5 separate regions of the Homo sapiens genome follow, and regions 2, 3, 4 and 5 are each linked to region 1. A link is a contact called in ENCODE Hi-C or POLR2A ChIA-PET data. All regions are on one chromosome and are shown on one strand. Each heading gives the region's core, a stretch centred on a gene start or an enhancer-like site at or near the end of the contact. The rest is flanking DNA. Distances are from core to core; before and after follow the strand shown. Region 1 holds the start of SYTL3 (synaptotagmin like 3). Region 2 has its middle 79 kb from the start of ARID1B. Region 3 has its middle 39 kb from the start of MAS1. Region 4 holds the start of ZDHHC14 (zDHHC palmitoyltransferase 14). Region 5 overlaps ZDHHC14 (zDHHC palmitoyltransferase 14).

Region 1 (2,639 bases), core at 103-2,602:
CTTTCTTCCCCTGTGCCAAGAAGTGTGTTACTATGAGATCATGCTGAGTCAAAATAATAGTAACAGAAGAAGACGATGAGGACGAGGGTGCTGTTGAAACACTCATGGCTGAGGAATTTAATGTTGTAAAGGAAAAGAAACTCTGGCTGACACATATCTAAAGTGAGAGTCCTGTGCTGAGAAAAGCTAAAGAGATTAGCTAAGAAGTGCCTATATTTAGATCTGCTATTGAGCTGGGAAGCGGAGGCACAGTTGTGCTGAAATACCTCTGTACCCCATGAAACAGTGGCTGCTCTGAGCTTCTTGGGTCCCTCTTCCTCTCAATCCTGGTGACTGCAGCCCCTTCCCTGGGACCTCATCCCCAAGATCCAATAACTAAAGGATAACTCGTGGTATAGCAGGGCCTCCGCTGGCATTTGTTCCAATGGGTAAATATTCATGCTATAGTAGTTATTAAATAGTTTGGTGCTCAGTTCTGTGTTTGTGAAAACACTACACACTACATCAGCAGAATAGGCTAGGTTAGCTGCAGAAACAAATGGCCCTACACTCTCAGTGGTTGATGACAGCAAACATTTATTTGCCACTCACACTCCATGACCATCAAGGATCTTCCATGGCTCTGCTTCATGTCTTCTCCATGCTGAGACGAGGTTGCTGGAGCAGCCTGTGTCTGGAGTCATCAAGGGAAAGAGAAGGGAAAGAGAATGAATGGTGGCCCCAGTACTGGCTCGGTAGGTGCCAAGCCTACGTGGCACGTGGCACCTTTGCACACACTTCATTGTCTTATTGCTCTCCAGAGCAAGTCCTTGGCCATGCCTGAGTTAGCAGGGCAGGGACACTTCACGGTGCTGAGTAATACTACCTAGTACACGCACAGCATTTTGAAGGTTCCCCTTGGTGATTTCATTACAATCTTCATCGCTCTTGGCCTGGCTGTCCCCCTTTCTTGTAAATTATTCTTGAGTTAATAGCTGTTCTTTGAGATGTGGTTAGTCATTTACACTGAAGTCAATGTGAAACCCTTCACAAATGTGAGAACATTTGAATATTTGAAGGCTGTAGTCTCTGTAGGGAGTTTCCTTAGGAAGGGTGAAACATTTCACCAGCATCAGCCTGGTCTTTCCTCCAGCTAAAAATGTAAAATGTTGGCATAGAAGAGCTCCTTGATGTGGTTTTGGGGTGGCTTTGCTCCCTGGGTCCCTAGTGATGTGGGAGTAGCCACCGAGGCATGTAAGGCTGGCCACACAGGGTGCACTGCGTCAGCCTGTGCCCGACAGGAAGGGAAGAGAAATACGTCAGTTACTCTAACAAGAAGAATTGACTTCCTTCTCTGCAGAGCCGGCTCTGGTCTCTTCTCTTGAAGCAGATGCGAAGGTAGGATGAGAAGGCATGGCTGGCCGTTGCAGCAGGTCGTTTTAGGAGTGGGGGAGTGGGGTGGGTAGAGATTATAGTTATTGTAACTTTTCTTAAATTTATGACATTGAAAAGGTAGGAAACAAAACATAATAAATTAGATAAAAGATATCTTGTAATTTTATTGAATAACATACATTTAACATTTGAGATAATAATGATTTAAGTGATATGGTGGAAGTGACTTCAGAGTTAATTAAAAACCAAAACAAAACAGAAAAACACTATCCAAAAGCTATATGGTGTGATTTTTTTTTTTAAAGGGTAGAGTGTCATTTGCTTTCTTCTTTGGTTTGCAAATTCTTATACTTACAGTTTATTACTATTTTGCTCTCTCTGAATCGACTTTATTGTTTTGATCATCCGTAATTTCTCGTTTGGAGGTGGAACATAAATATCATTTTGGAATTATAAAAAAGTTAGCTAGGGTCTAATTTAAATTTCTTTTAATTAAGCTTCCTTAATCTCTAAATTGCTTGGTAAGAAAGAGACTATGAGAGGAAAGTGCACATTAGATATTAAAGATTTATTAAATTAGAATTGGGCTGGGTGCGGTGGCTCACGCCTGTAATCCCAGTACTTTGGGAGGCCAAGGTGGGTAGATCCCTTGAGATCAGGAATTTGAGACCAGCCTGGCCAACATGATGAAACCCCATCTCTAAAAAAAAAAAAAAAATACAAAAATTAGCTGGGTGTGGTGGCAGGCACCTGTAATCCCAGCTGCCCAGGAGGCTGAGGCACGAGAATCACTTGAACCTGGGAGGCGGAGGTGGCAGTGAGCCAAGATCCTGCCACTGCAATCCAGCCTGGGCAACAGAGTAAGACTCCGTCTCAAAAAAAGAAAAAAAGAAATTAGAATTGGTGTAGAAAAGATTATTTAGCCAAGATAGTTGGAGATTCTAACTTAGCTGCTTTGCCTAAATGAAGCATAAGGTTTTGGAGTTAAACAGACCCAGTTTAGAGTGTGAGTTTAGGTAAGTTACTTAATCACTCCAAGACTCACTCTCCTCATCTGTAGAATGGGTACATTTACTTCATAATGTGGCAATAAGGATTAGTAGAGATAATGTATGCAAAGTACTTAAACTATCTGGTTCAGAGTAAGAGCTAAATAAATAGTAGCTGTTGGCACAACAGAAAGCATAACAACAATTGTGAGTAGTACCTAGAAGGATATAATAATATTAATTCTCGGCCGGGTGTGATGGCTCACGCCTGTCATC
Region 2 (2,639 bases), core at 71-2,570, 2.0 Mb before region 1:
GGTGTCCCTCCAAAGTCATCCTGGCCACTCCTGGAGGTGGAAGATTGCTCTGGGGCCCAATGTGACGTGTCTTCACTCTAATCATCAAATATTTTTAAATATTACTCAATAATCTCTAAGAAACTACAAAAAGGGAGGTCATCAATGTGAGTTCTGCCCCCAAAATCACTTAAAGTCCAAACTTGGCAGAGAAGAGAGGCCCCATCACTCTGCACCTGTTCCCTAGCCAGTTCTCACGGCCCAGGGCAATTTCCCCTTTCACTTCCCCTCAAGGGGAATGTACCGCCAAGCACTCCTACCTGGTTTGACATCCCATGTTCATGGCTGGATAATGACAGAGCCCTTCATGAATTCTATGGCATGCAGTATCTTCTGCTCTGCCATGTTCAGGGAGGAGAGAATACACATGCACAGCTGAAATCCCCTAGACAGTTACCATGTATCTATCTCCGTTCAGTGAAACAAGCCTGCAGAATGCTGTGAGCATTCTTTGTTCTTCTTCCTTTTTTGCAGATGTAAGAAAACCTAAGAAAGGGAAGCCATGTCCCTACCAGTAGGAACGCTTTCAAAGGAAGGGAAGGATGTGACAGCTGGGTGCCAGGCATGGTCCTAGAGAAACTGACATCCATTTTGTACTTTAATCCACATCAGGACACTTCAAGGTAGCTGATATTGTCTTCAATTTGCAGATGAGGAAAGAGATTAAAGAAATTAAGTGATATACGTTGGGTCATGTGGATGATAAATCATACACCAGGATTTGAAGTAAGCTTCCTCTGATTCCAGAATGTCTTCTAAGAATCTGCTACACTGCAACGTGCCTTTGGGCTGGTTAGTTACTCCCTTGAGTCCAAGCTTGGTTATCTTCCTTAATAGCTCCCTCTCTGCCCTGGATCCTATTTTTAAAAAACAACAGCTATAAAAAGTTACCCTACCAGATTAAAAAAGTCACCAATCTACAACAATTAAAACAGAACGGTGAGCAGTAAAACAGCAGTTCAAATATAAACTCAGGTGTGTGATAAAAGGAGCATTTCAGATCAATGGAGGACAAGAAGATTGTTCTATAAATGGTATTGGAAAACCTGGTTAGTGAAACAATTAGTAGATGCCCAATAAGTGTTTGTAATTTGTTTTACTGTAAAATTAAATGAGATAACACATGTTCTCCAGCTTCCGCAGTGACTGCTAAGAAAAGAGAGTCAGTGTAACTTTTTGAGGTCTGGACTTCCTAAGTCTCTCATCTAGATAGCACCCAGACCTTCATTCCTTAAAAAAATCTCCTACAATACTTTCAAATTTACAAAGTGCTTTCACTACCCCATTAGTGCAGGGCAGGTGTTCTTATTCTCACTTTCTATATATGGACACTGAGACTCAAGAGAGGTTACAATCGCAGCTGGCGTGGCCGTGTGAAACTTAAAGACGGCTTCCTGGTTCCTCGTGCCATGGTCTTAACACTAAACTCTCTATATATAGTCTCTCCCCACCCCCACCCTCATGTTCACACCACAAAATTTAACAATGGAAAACAAATAACATCAATACTTTACCAAGAGCACAGTAACTAGGTTAATTTCTATGTAATCCCAATCAGTCTTTGCCCATAGCACACATTTTACAACATTATCGTCATAGTTTAATTACAATTTAGTGGCCCATTTTCCCACTTAACAATGCTGTTTACAGTTTTGTAGCAAATGACTGATGTGCATCTTTCCTGTCTCTTGCACACTTCTCTTCTTTAAAGTCATCCATGTAAATCTCCATCTCTAATCCAATTGCTCTTAAATGAATTTCGTTCACTTGAGTGACTGCATTCAGTTGTGTTCCCCTTTACAGGCAGTCATTTATCGCTCTTCCCCCAGCAAGAAGTCCTGTTTCTTTTCCCAATCCATAGGTGACTTTAAATGTTGTTTGGTTTCCTGGGCTTTCAGGATTTCTCTCCTGCAGGTGAACCGCCAGGAGCTCTTCTTCTGCAGGTTCCTGCCTAGGTGTGAGCAGCATAAGGAACTGTCTCTTGCCTTCTTGGAGTTTATGACTATGGCACTCCTGTTAAGGAATCACTCCTCACTCCTTTTTTAACCTGTGGCTTTCCAATTTCACTTCCCCAGGCCAGTCATCACTAAAACCATGACTCACCCCCATGGTTTCCTCTCTGGCAAGGGAGAAATTTCAAACCTGAACATTTTCATCACCGTTATGTATACAGTATGATTCACGGAGACTCTATTAGCGTATTAAGTAAGTCATTATTTTCAATCGTCTACACTGTATGTTAAAAAACAGAGGCATTTTACTGCATACTTAATGTTCTATTCCCCCCATTTAGTAGATGGAAATGGCCTCATAGAAACATATCTGACTCAACCAGTCTCTGTTTGGAAACAATATAGAAAGAGACACAGAAAAGATACATTTTTTGGTCAGTGCCTGTCTTAAATGCTCCATAAGGTCAAGTTCAGTCAACTTGAAATAAGGAGTTATGGGGTCTTAACAAAGTAGCGCTCAAATAGTCTGTCAATAAATATCTATTGAATGTCAGCACCCAACTCTGTAGAAATGGCTGAAGGGAAATGCTGCTAAAAGCCACCTTGTCTGACAAACACATACACTGGCAAAATCTGCCAAAAGAGGGT
Region 3 (2,639 bases), core at 71-2,570, 1.3 Mb after region 1:
ATGCAACACTTGATTCATGTGTTTGTGGTGCTGCTTGTGTGTACAAGCCTACTGAGCTGCAATCATATAATAGTATAGCATATACAGTTATGTAGAGTACACAATACTTGATAATGATAATAAGCAACTATGTTACTGGTTTATGTATTTACCATACTATACTTTTTATTGTTATTTTAGAGTGTGCACCTATTTATTAAAAAATTAACTATAACACAGCCTCAGGCAGGCCCTTCAGGAGGCATCCAGAAGAAGGCATTGTGACCATAGGAGACGACAGCTCCATGTATGTTATTGCCCCTGAGGACCTCCCAGTGGGACAAGATGTGGAGTTGGAAGACAGTGATATGGATGATCCTGAACCTACATGGGCCTAGGCTAATGTGTGTGTCTGTGTCTTAGTCTTTAATAAAAAGTGAAAAAAAAATTTTAATAGAAAAAAGCTTATAGAATAGGGATATAAAGAAAGTATTTTGTATAGCTGTACAGTATGTTTGTGTTTTAAGCTGAATATTATTACAGGAGAGCCAAAAAGTTACAAAAAAATTAAAAAGTTTATTAAGTGAATAAGTTACAGTAAAGTAAGGTTAATTTATTATTGAAGAAATAAATGTAGTGTTCCCTAAGTGTACAGTGCTCATAAAGTCTATCATAGTGTGCGGTACAGTCCTAGGCCTTCACATTCACTCACCACTCACTCACTGACATCAGAGCAACTTCTAGTCCTGCAGGCTTCATTCGTGGTAAGTGCCCTGTACAGGTGTACCACTTAAATAACTTTTAAAATACCCTTCACTCTGATGTTTGCATAATGACAAAATCGCCTAATGACATAGCCCTGTAGTTAAGTGACACATGACTGTATATACATTCTATCATGTATGTACATATATGACATTATGTTAATATAAAGACTAATACAGCGTAGTTCATAGGAACAAGGTTCATCTTACCTGTGGCTTAGCAGATGTTGGGCACAGTTTTGTGGGCTATGTAAAGTAGGTAGGCTCCAAATTGCCAAAAATAGATTTCTCTGGACTATATTTAAAGCAATCAATGTGGAAGAATTTGAGTTTGGTGCCAGTGGGCTTTGAGCTAGTGGTCTAGCCTGCTGTGAAGGCCTAAACAACATTGTAGGCCAACACACGAGGCCACGTCTGGCTCATTTATATAACTGCTATGGAGGAAAAAGAGGAGAGTCTTTCATCAGTAAACATCTCAGTAGCTAATGGTGCTTTCCCTAATTCTGGGGTTCTTTCTATTACGAGGTGGCAATGAGCTTGCGGTTGTATGTTTGCTGTAAACTCTTTGTCACCCTTGCTTGTCTACACCACACCAGGCTGGAGAGGGAAGCGAGGGCTCAGGTAACGGTGGCAGCAGTTATAAAAATAGCTGAATCCTCTCGGCCACCATCCCCGTTCTGGATTTTCCCTGGCAGAGTTCCAGGCGGTTCCACGTGCTTTCCCTGGCTAGCAGCCAGTTTAGTGCACCCACTACAGCCACTGGTGTGTTTGCTTAAAAATGTTTTTCTTGTTTTCTGATTAAAATATGTGAAATGCTTATCATAAATCATCTGGGAACAGGAAAATAGAGACTTAAAAGTGACCTATATCATAGATAAGTGCTAACACTTTGATGTACTTTTTCTTAGTCTTTTAAAGGGCATGTTTATAATATTGAACATCATTACTGCTTTGTATTCAGGTTTTTGCACCTAAGTTAAGTCATATGCCTTTCCTGTGTCATTAAATATGTTTTTGAAGCATATTTAATGCTAGCATGAAATTACACTCTATGGTCATAGTATGTTTGTCCAGTTATTGGACATTCAGGTTGGTACCCAACTGGCCCACTGGTAGCCAATGCTGCAGTTGCTACTGGGGCCCAGGCCACCCCTGCTGCTGTGCCTCCAGATGAGACTGGAAAGGGCTCCTGCCCCATCAGTGTTCACACTCCTACACATCAAAGTAAAAAGCTCTTTCTTGGTTTCTTTCTGCATCTCTGATCTTATGACATTTCATTAAGCTCATTCTATCAAAAGAATACAAACCTTCTCTCTGAGAACTGGTGAAACTTCCAAAAGCCAATAAAAACAAACTGGTTTGGAAAAGGAGAGAAAGCCTGGGCTGAAAAAAGGCTACAAGGGTGACAACTGAGGCACTGTCTCAATAAGGACACTGTGCAGAAACTTGATGTGTTCAGGCTAAATTTATGCCAGAGCCCACAGTGGGCCACTTCACACCTGTGGCTGTTATTAAAGAAGAAAAATAACAAATGTTGGCATGGATGTGGAGAAATCGGAACCCTCATAGATACCAGTTGCTGGTGGGAATGTAAAACGGTATGGTTGCTGTGAACACATGGAGTGGTTTCTCAAAAAGTTAAACATAGAATTACCATATGAACAACCAGTTTTACTCATAGGCATATACCCAAAAGAGCTGAAAGCACGGACTTGTACACATACTTATACATCAATGTTCATAACAGCATTATTCACAGTAGCCAAAAGGTGCAAACAAACCAAACACGTGTCAACGAGTGAATGGATCAGCAAAATGTGAAATATACAATGGAATATTATTCAGCCTTAGAAAGGAAGTTCTGACACACGCTATGACATGGATGAACCTTGAGGA
Region 4 (2,639 bases), core at 102-2,601, 1.3 Mb before region 1:
ACTACTTGGGAGCTTTGTGATGTTTGGCCAGTAGTTAAGCTTTCTCTAAGCTGGATACAATAATGCCTCACCGGGTTCCGGCGAAGATTAGACAAAGAACATGTGTAACGTGCAAACTGCCCAGTACAGAGAAGGCACCGTTCCCCACAACCCCCTTTGTTGGTTCCCATCTCCCACCACCTAGCCCCAGAACGCCCAGCACCACGCCTCTCCTGCCCTTGTCGCGGGGGATGCAGGGACTTGTAGTTTCTAAGGCCCCGAGTCGTGCTTCTCCTCGGCGCAGGCCTGCGGGCGGAAGAACTACACATCCCAGTGGGCTGTGAAAGGAAAGTGGGGCTCGGGAAATTGAGCATCCCTGCCCAGCTGCCTTCGTTTTCTGCGGCCCCGGGGCTATGCCCACCTCTGCGGGGGCTCGGACCCGCGGCAACGCCTGGGAGGGCGCGAGCGAGCAGAAGCCCCAGGCTCCGGCCGTCCCAGGGCCGCGCCCGCAGCTCCTCCTGGGCTGTCGGGTGGGAAGGGGGGAGGCGCAGGCGGGAGAGGAGAAGCACGCGACCCCTCCGCTGCCGAGGGGGCTCCACGGGGGAATGGAGGGAGAAATAAAGCGAGCAGCTGTAAACGTCCGTGGGGAGAAGTGGAGACCGAAAGAGCTGGGCGGCAGCAACCCAAAACCTGGCCTCCAAGGGCTTATACTCCGGGAGGGAGGCCGGGGCCGGAGGGGACCCTGACCGCTTCCTCTGCCCTTCTTTCTCGGCCCGGAAGCCGGCCGAGCCGGGCCCCGAGACCCTCGCCCGCAGCCCGGTCCCGAAGTCAGGCCGGCCTAGGGCCGCCCCACCCCATCCTGGCACCCGGCACCCCCAGCCCATTTCTCGGGCATCACCAGAGTCCCCGGGCGACGCGACCACGCGCCCAGCTGGGGAGGAGGAAGAAGGGAGGCGCAGGCCGGGGAGGGTCACCTCCGCGCCGCGGCTCCTCAGGTCCCGGGGAGTCGCCAGGAGTGGCTTGCCGGTGGCCGTGGGAATGAGCGTGTCCCGAGGCGGCAGCTGCTGCGCGGGATAAACCCGGAAGAAGCCGCGAGACGGACTGAAGTCGGCCAGGAGCGCACTGCGCGGCGGGGCCGCGGGCGCCCGACCCCATCCCTACTTGGGCGATGCCACAGGGAGCCCCGCGCCTTCCACACCCCAGGGCGCCCGCCCGAGGGGGCTGGGGCTGGAATCTCGCTGCGCCGGTGCCCTGGCTTCGCGGGCGAGGAGGAGGAGGAGCAGGAGGAGGAGCCGCGGGTGAGGCGCGAGGCCACCGCCCACCCGGCCCGGAGGAGGCGGACCCACTCGGAGCGCCGCGCGCGCGCCGGGCTGAGCCTTGCAAACAAGTGTCTGTGCTGTGTCCCCGCGGCCCTCCTCGCGCCGGGGCCGCTTCCTCCGGGTAGGAGGGAGCAAGGGAGCCCTCGCCGCGCGGCCCGCGAGCCGCCGCCGCCCTCGGCCCGCGCATCCCCGCGCGGGGGCCGCGGATTCGACTAGGCTGCCAGGCGCAGCGACACCGGGTCGCGGTGCGAGCGGCGCCCCGGCTCTCGCCGAGAGGCTCCTGACAGAAAAACGTGCGTGGTTGTCCCCACCCCTGGGAGGGGTTGCCGGTGCCGCGCGCGGCCGCCCAGTCGCCAGCGCTCTCTCCTGGGAGGATCCGCTGCCGGAGGAAGGAGTGGACCCAACCTGGCCGCGCCGCAGAAGTGGCTCCCGAGGAAGCCGGCGCCGGGGCCGCCGCCTCGTGTCCCCTCGGGGCGCAGTGCTCGGGGGTCGGCGGGCCAGAGCCGAGGCGCGGCCGGGGAGCCGGGGGCTGCGGGGCCGAGCGGGCAGCCGCGCGAGGGGGCGGGCGCTCGGCGACCCGGGGGCCGGCCGGGCTGAGCCCCGCGCCCCGGGACGCGGGCTGGAAGCGACGGAGGAGTGCTGCCGCGGGCTGCGGACCAGCGCCGTCCCCTCACGGAGCGGGGATTCTGCTATGACAGTTGGGCTCCCCGGAGGGTTAACCTGGGTGTCCTCGGCAAAGTTGTCGCCGAGCCGGGAGCCCGTGTAGGGGCCGCGGCGCCGCGGCTCGGGGGGCGGCCGGGCGGCCGGCGGCGGTCGTGGCTCGGCGGGGCCCGCGCGGCCGGGGGGCTCCTGGGGGTGTGCGCCCCCAGCCGGCTGCCCTCGTGGATGCCTCCCGGCGGCGGCGGGCCCATGAAAGACTGCGAGTACAGCCAGATCAGCACCCACAGCTCCTCCCCCATGGAGTCGCCCCACAAGAAGAAGAAAATCGCGGCCCGGAGGAAATGGGAGGTGTTCCCGGGAAGAAACAAGTTCTTCTGTAACGGGAGGATCATGATGGCCCGGCAGACGGGCGTCTTCTACCTGACGCTCGTCCTCATCCTGGTCACTAGCGGACTCTTCTTCGCCTTCGAGTAAGTGGTGGCGACCGCTCCCCCGACGCCGCACTCCCCTGGTCTCCCCTGTCCCCCGCCCCTCCTCGGGCTGCTTTCGTTTTCTAGAAGTCTTATCTACTGTAAATTGTTATATAATGCCAGTCTGCGCTCCCTCTTTTTTCTTTTAAAGGTCTGATTGCTTTTGGGCCCCCGGAAAGAACGCCGTTCTGGGCTGGGCTTCTGGGAGCAG
Region 5 (2,639 bases), core at 77-2,576, 1.2 Mb before region 1:
TAAAATAATTCTCAAGCTAAGCAGATGGTGCTGGCACTTCGTCCCAATGTCTCCCCGCTTTACCTTTCATTAGTCAGATCTGAAAATTAACACCAGCCGGCACAGTGGTTCACATCTGTAATCCCAGCACTTTGGGTGGCTGAGGCAGGCGGATGACCTGAGGTCAGGAGTTCGAGACCAGCCTGGCCAATGTGGTGAAACCCCATCTCTACAAAAAATACAAAAATTAGCCAGGCATTGTGGCTCATGCCTGCAGTCCCAGCTACTCAGGAGGCTGAGGCATGAGAATCACTTGAGTCCAGGAGGTGGAGGTTGCAGTGAGCTGAGATTGCATCACGGCACTCCAGCCTGGGTGACAGAGCAAGATTCTGTCTCAAAAAATAAAATAAAATAAAATAAATTAACACTAATGATGAAACTTTTAAAAGTTGTAGTAAGCAAAGGTAAAAACATAAGCTGTAATAGAAGTTCAGTCCATGTTTAAGTATTTAATCGTGACAACTACATGTATATGTTGAAAATCCTTCTTTAACCTTAGAGTTCTGAAGTTTCTAGAGGTTGGATGGAATTGCTTCCTGCTCTTGAGAAGACTACAACCTGAAATATTCCGTTTGCATGTATATTTTAATACACATACTTTGATAACCTTGTTCTTAAATATATATGCTGAATAGTATCTTTCATCTTAGGACTTTGAAATAATTCATTTATTTGCCTTTTCTCCTCTGACTAAAAAGAGTTATAGTTCATAGTTTCCTCATTCATTCAGACCAGGACTTATTAAATTAGATAATTCCTGATTAGATATTCTATTTCTTAGCTGTGTACATAGTAGGTATTCAGTAAATATTATTGACTTATTTAATGGTTACTTGTGCTCTTCAAATTACACCTGTATATTATGAAGTAGATTTTAGGGTGAATGTATGGGAAGCTATCATTGGTCCAGATTAACTGCTTTTCCCTCTTGTAAATGAATCTATGAAAATTAATCACTTTCTCTTTTCCTGCCTATTCTAATGATCTATTATTGTCTTTAAGCCACCCCAAAACTTAGTGACCCGAAGCAAATTTTGTTCTACTATCTCCTGGTTCTGTGGGTTGACTTGGTTCAGCTGGGCGTTGTCTGGTTAGGCCATTTCATGCAGCTTCTGCCTGATCCTGGCTGCCAGGGCCGTCCGCCCTTGGCTGCCTCCCTCACAAATCTCTCTCGTACGTAGCTGTGACCAGAGCAGCTCAGGGCGGGCCAGCTGTGGCTTCGTCGCAGCAGGGTGGTCTTGGGTAACCAGCCTCTAGGGCCAGTGTTCCAAGAAACCAAGACCAAAGCTGAGCCAGCCTTGAAAGACCCAGGCTTGTGCTTCTGTCACATGCAAGTTCTGGGAGCAGCAAAGAATTTGCAGCCATCTAACCTACCCTGTGACATTCTAAAAAGCAGCGTGTTTTTTTCTCTTTCTCCTTTTTTTTTTTTTTTTTTTTTTTACATTTTAATGGTTGTTTATTGGGTTGAACCAATGAAAAAAAAAGATTTAATTTTCTTTTTAGAAAAACACAAACATGTTCAGTTCTCCTGTTGTGCCATTACATTTTAGATTGTGTTAGTTTCAGATTATACTTAACTTGTCATAAACCAAGTAGAGTACATTTAGGTGCCTACTCTGAAACTAAAAACATCTTAATTTTGTGGTTCTGACTCACTGTTATTTATGAGAGCTTTTCTGAGAATTGTCTCCTTGAGATCAGATCCCTTGGGGGACAGAAAGTCCCTACTGAGTGTGGTAAAAATGCCCAAGCCCATTAAAACAATGGCCACCCCCATAACAATGCATTCTCCCCAGGAACCACACAAAACGGGAAATGAAATAAAATGGATGACTTAGAGTCTTCTTTCCTAGGGAGTCTGGATTGAACCATGGCATCTGGATAGTTAATGCCGTTCTATTTAGCAAGAGATGCTAAAAAAAAAAAAGAAATCTTCAAGGTCAGTCTTCTGTGTAGTGCCATGAGGCTCTCGTTAAAATGTCACGTACCAGGAGATTCTACCCCTGAGGGCAGGTTGGCCTCTGTGCCTTGGTCACTCTCCAGAGGTCTGAACTTGGTAGAGAGAGGTGGGGGCTGGGCGCGATAGCTTATGCCTGTAATCTCAGCACTTTGGGAGGCTGAGGCAGGTGGATCACCTGAGTCCAGGAGTTCAGGATCAGCCTGGCCCACACGGCGAAACCCCGTCCCTACTAAAAATACAAAAATTAGCCGGGCATGGTGGCGGGTGCCTGTAATCCCAGCTACTCGGGAGGCGGAGACACGAAAATCACTTGAACCCGGGAGGCGGAGCTTGCAGTGAGTCGAGATGGTGCCGCTGCACTCCAGCCTGGGCGACAGAGTGAGATTCTGTCTCAAAGAAAAAAAAAAGAGAGAGAGAGATATGGGAAGATAGGCATCTCGCAGGCGGGCCCCACAGCCTGAGAATTTCTTCTACCTTGGCCTGATCCTCAGCTGCCTCTCTGAGCGCACTCATGCTTCTCTAGGGAGGACTGGAGAGGGCCCCTGTGGCTTGCTGTGATGCTGGCTTACCTCTCCCTGGGTAAGTGCAGCTGCCAGCAATGCTGGTTCCCATGGCAATGCAGGGCCCCAAGTGCCATGCA

The links. A loop is a pair of places that touch in the nucleus more often than their neighbours do. ChIA-PET counts read pairs that join two places held with the same protein, here RNA polymerase II (POLR2A). Pooled maps may share reads with other maps.
Region 2: a loop to region 1 is called in a pooled map, with 15 times the contacts of the local background. The contact joins the enhancer-like site here to the promoter of SYTL3 in region 1. A Hi-C loop is called at or near these places in 2 of 37 single-sample maps with no recorded cell type and 7 of 50 pooled maps.
Region 3: a pooled map shows a loop between it and region 1 (11-fold over the local background). The contact joins the enhancer-like site here to the promoter of SYTL3 in region 1. A Hi-C loop is called at or near these places in 5 of 50 pooled maps.
Region 4: a map of CD4-positive, alpha-beta T cell shows a loop between it and region 1 (4-fold over the local background). The contact joins the promoter of ZDHHC14 here to the promoter of SYTL3 in region 1. A Hi-C loop is called at or near these places in 1 of 168 maps with a recorded cell type or tissue (CD4-positive, alpha-beta T cell) and 9 of 50 pooled maps. POLR2A ChIA-PET finds 5 or more read pairs at or near these places in 2 of 52 experiments (B cell and activated CD4-positive, alpha-beta T cell).
Region 5: a pooled map shows a loop between it and region 1 (7-fold over the local background). The contact joins the enhancer-like site here to the promoter of SYTL3 in region 1. A Hi-C loop is called at or near these places in 1 of 37 single-sample maps with no recorded cell type and 7 of 50 pooled maps. POLR2A ChIA-PET finds 5 or more read pairs at or near these places in 3 of 52 experiments (activated CD4-positive, alpha-beta T cell, activated CD4-positive, alpha-beta memory T cell and activated naive CD4-positive, alpha-beta T cell).

Annotation. Positions count from the first base shown.
Region 1 is chr6:158,648,702-158,651,340 of GRCh38, forward strand. SYTL3 (synaptotagmin like 3) reads left to right here and starts at 1,353. Exons shown (of 18, transcript NM_001242394.2): 1 at 1,353-1,377.
Region 2 is chr6:156,697,096-156,699,734 of GRCh38, forward strand. No RefSeq gene overlaps it. Among named protein-coding and RNA genes, the nearest start is that of ARID1B, 79 kb to the right of the region's middle. RefSeq lists enhancers at 1-16, 1,757-1,996. Within about 2 kb of position 1,321, at least 6 of the 41 ENCODE cell types and tissues checked have a DNase peak (open chromatin) inside an H3K27ac peak, as active enhancers do.
Region 3 is chr6:159,928,656-159,931,294 of GRCh38, forward strand. No RefSeq gene overlaps it. Among named protein-coding and RNA genes, the nearest start is that of MAS1, 39 kb to the left of the region's middle. Within about 2 kb of position 1,321, at least 4 of the 41 ENCODE cell types and tissues checked have a DNase peak (open chromatin) inside an H3K27ac peak, as active enhancers do.
Region 4 is chr6:157,379,839-157,382,477 of GRCh38, forward strand. ZDHHC14 (zDHHC palmitoyltransferase 14) reads left to right here and starts at 1,352. Exons shown (of 9, transcript NM_024630.3): 1 at 1,352-2,428. The coding sequence starts at 2,184. It overlaps LOC124901446, which reads right to left and starts at 1,253. Exons shown (of 1, transcript XM_047419644.1): 1 at 1-1,253. The coding sequence starts at 863. RefSeq lists enhancers at 1-288, 900-1,511, 2,270-2,409 and silencers at 490-569, 730-1,619, 2,130-2,179.
Region 5 is chr6:157,463,650-157,466,288 of GRCh38, forward strand. All of the region lies in intron 1 of ZDHHC14 (zDHHC palmitoyltransferase 14), which reads left to right. Among named protein-coding and RNA genes, the nearest start is that of MIR3692, 64 kb to the right of the region's middle. RefSeq lists enhancers at 697-1,197, 1,198-1,698, 2,533-2,639. Within about 2 kb of position 1,327, at least 3 of the 41 ENCODE cell types and tissues checked have a DNase peak (open chromatin) inside an H3K27ac peak, as active enhancers do.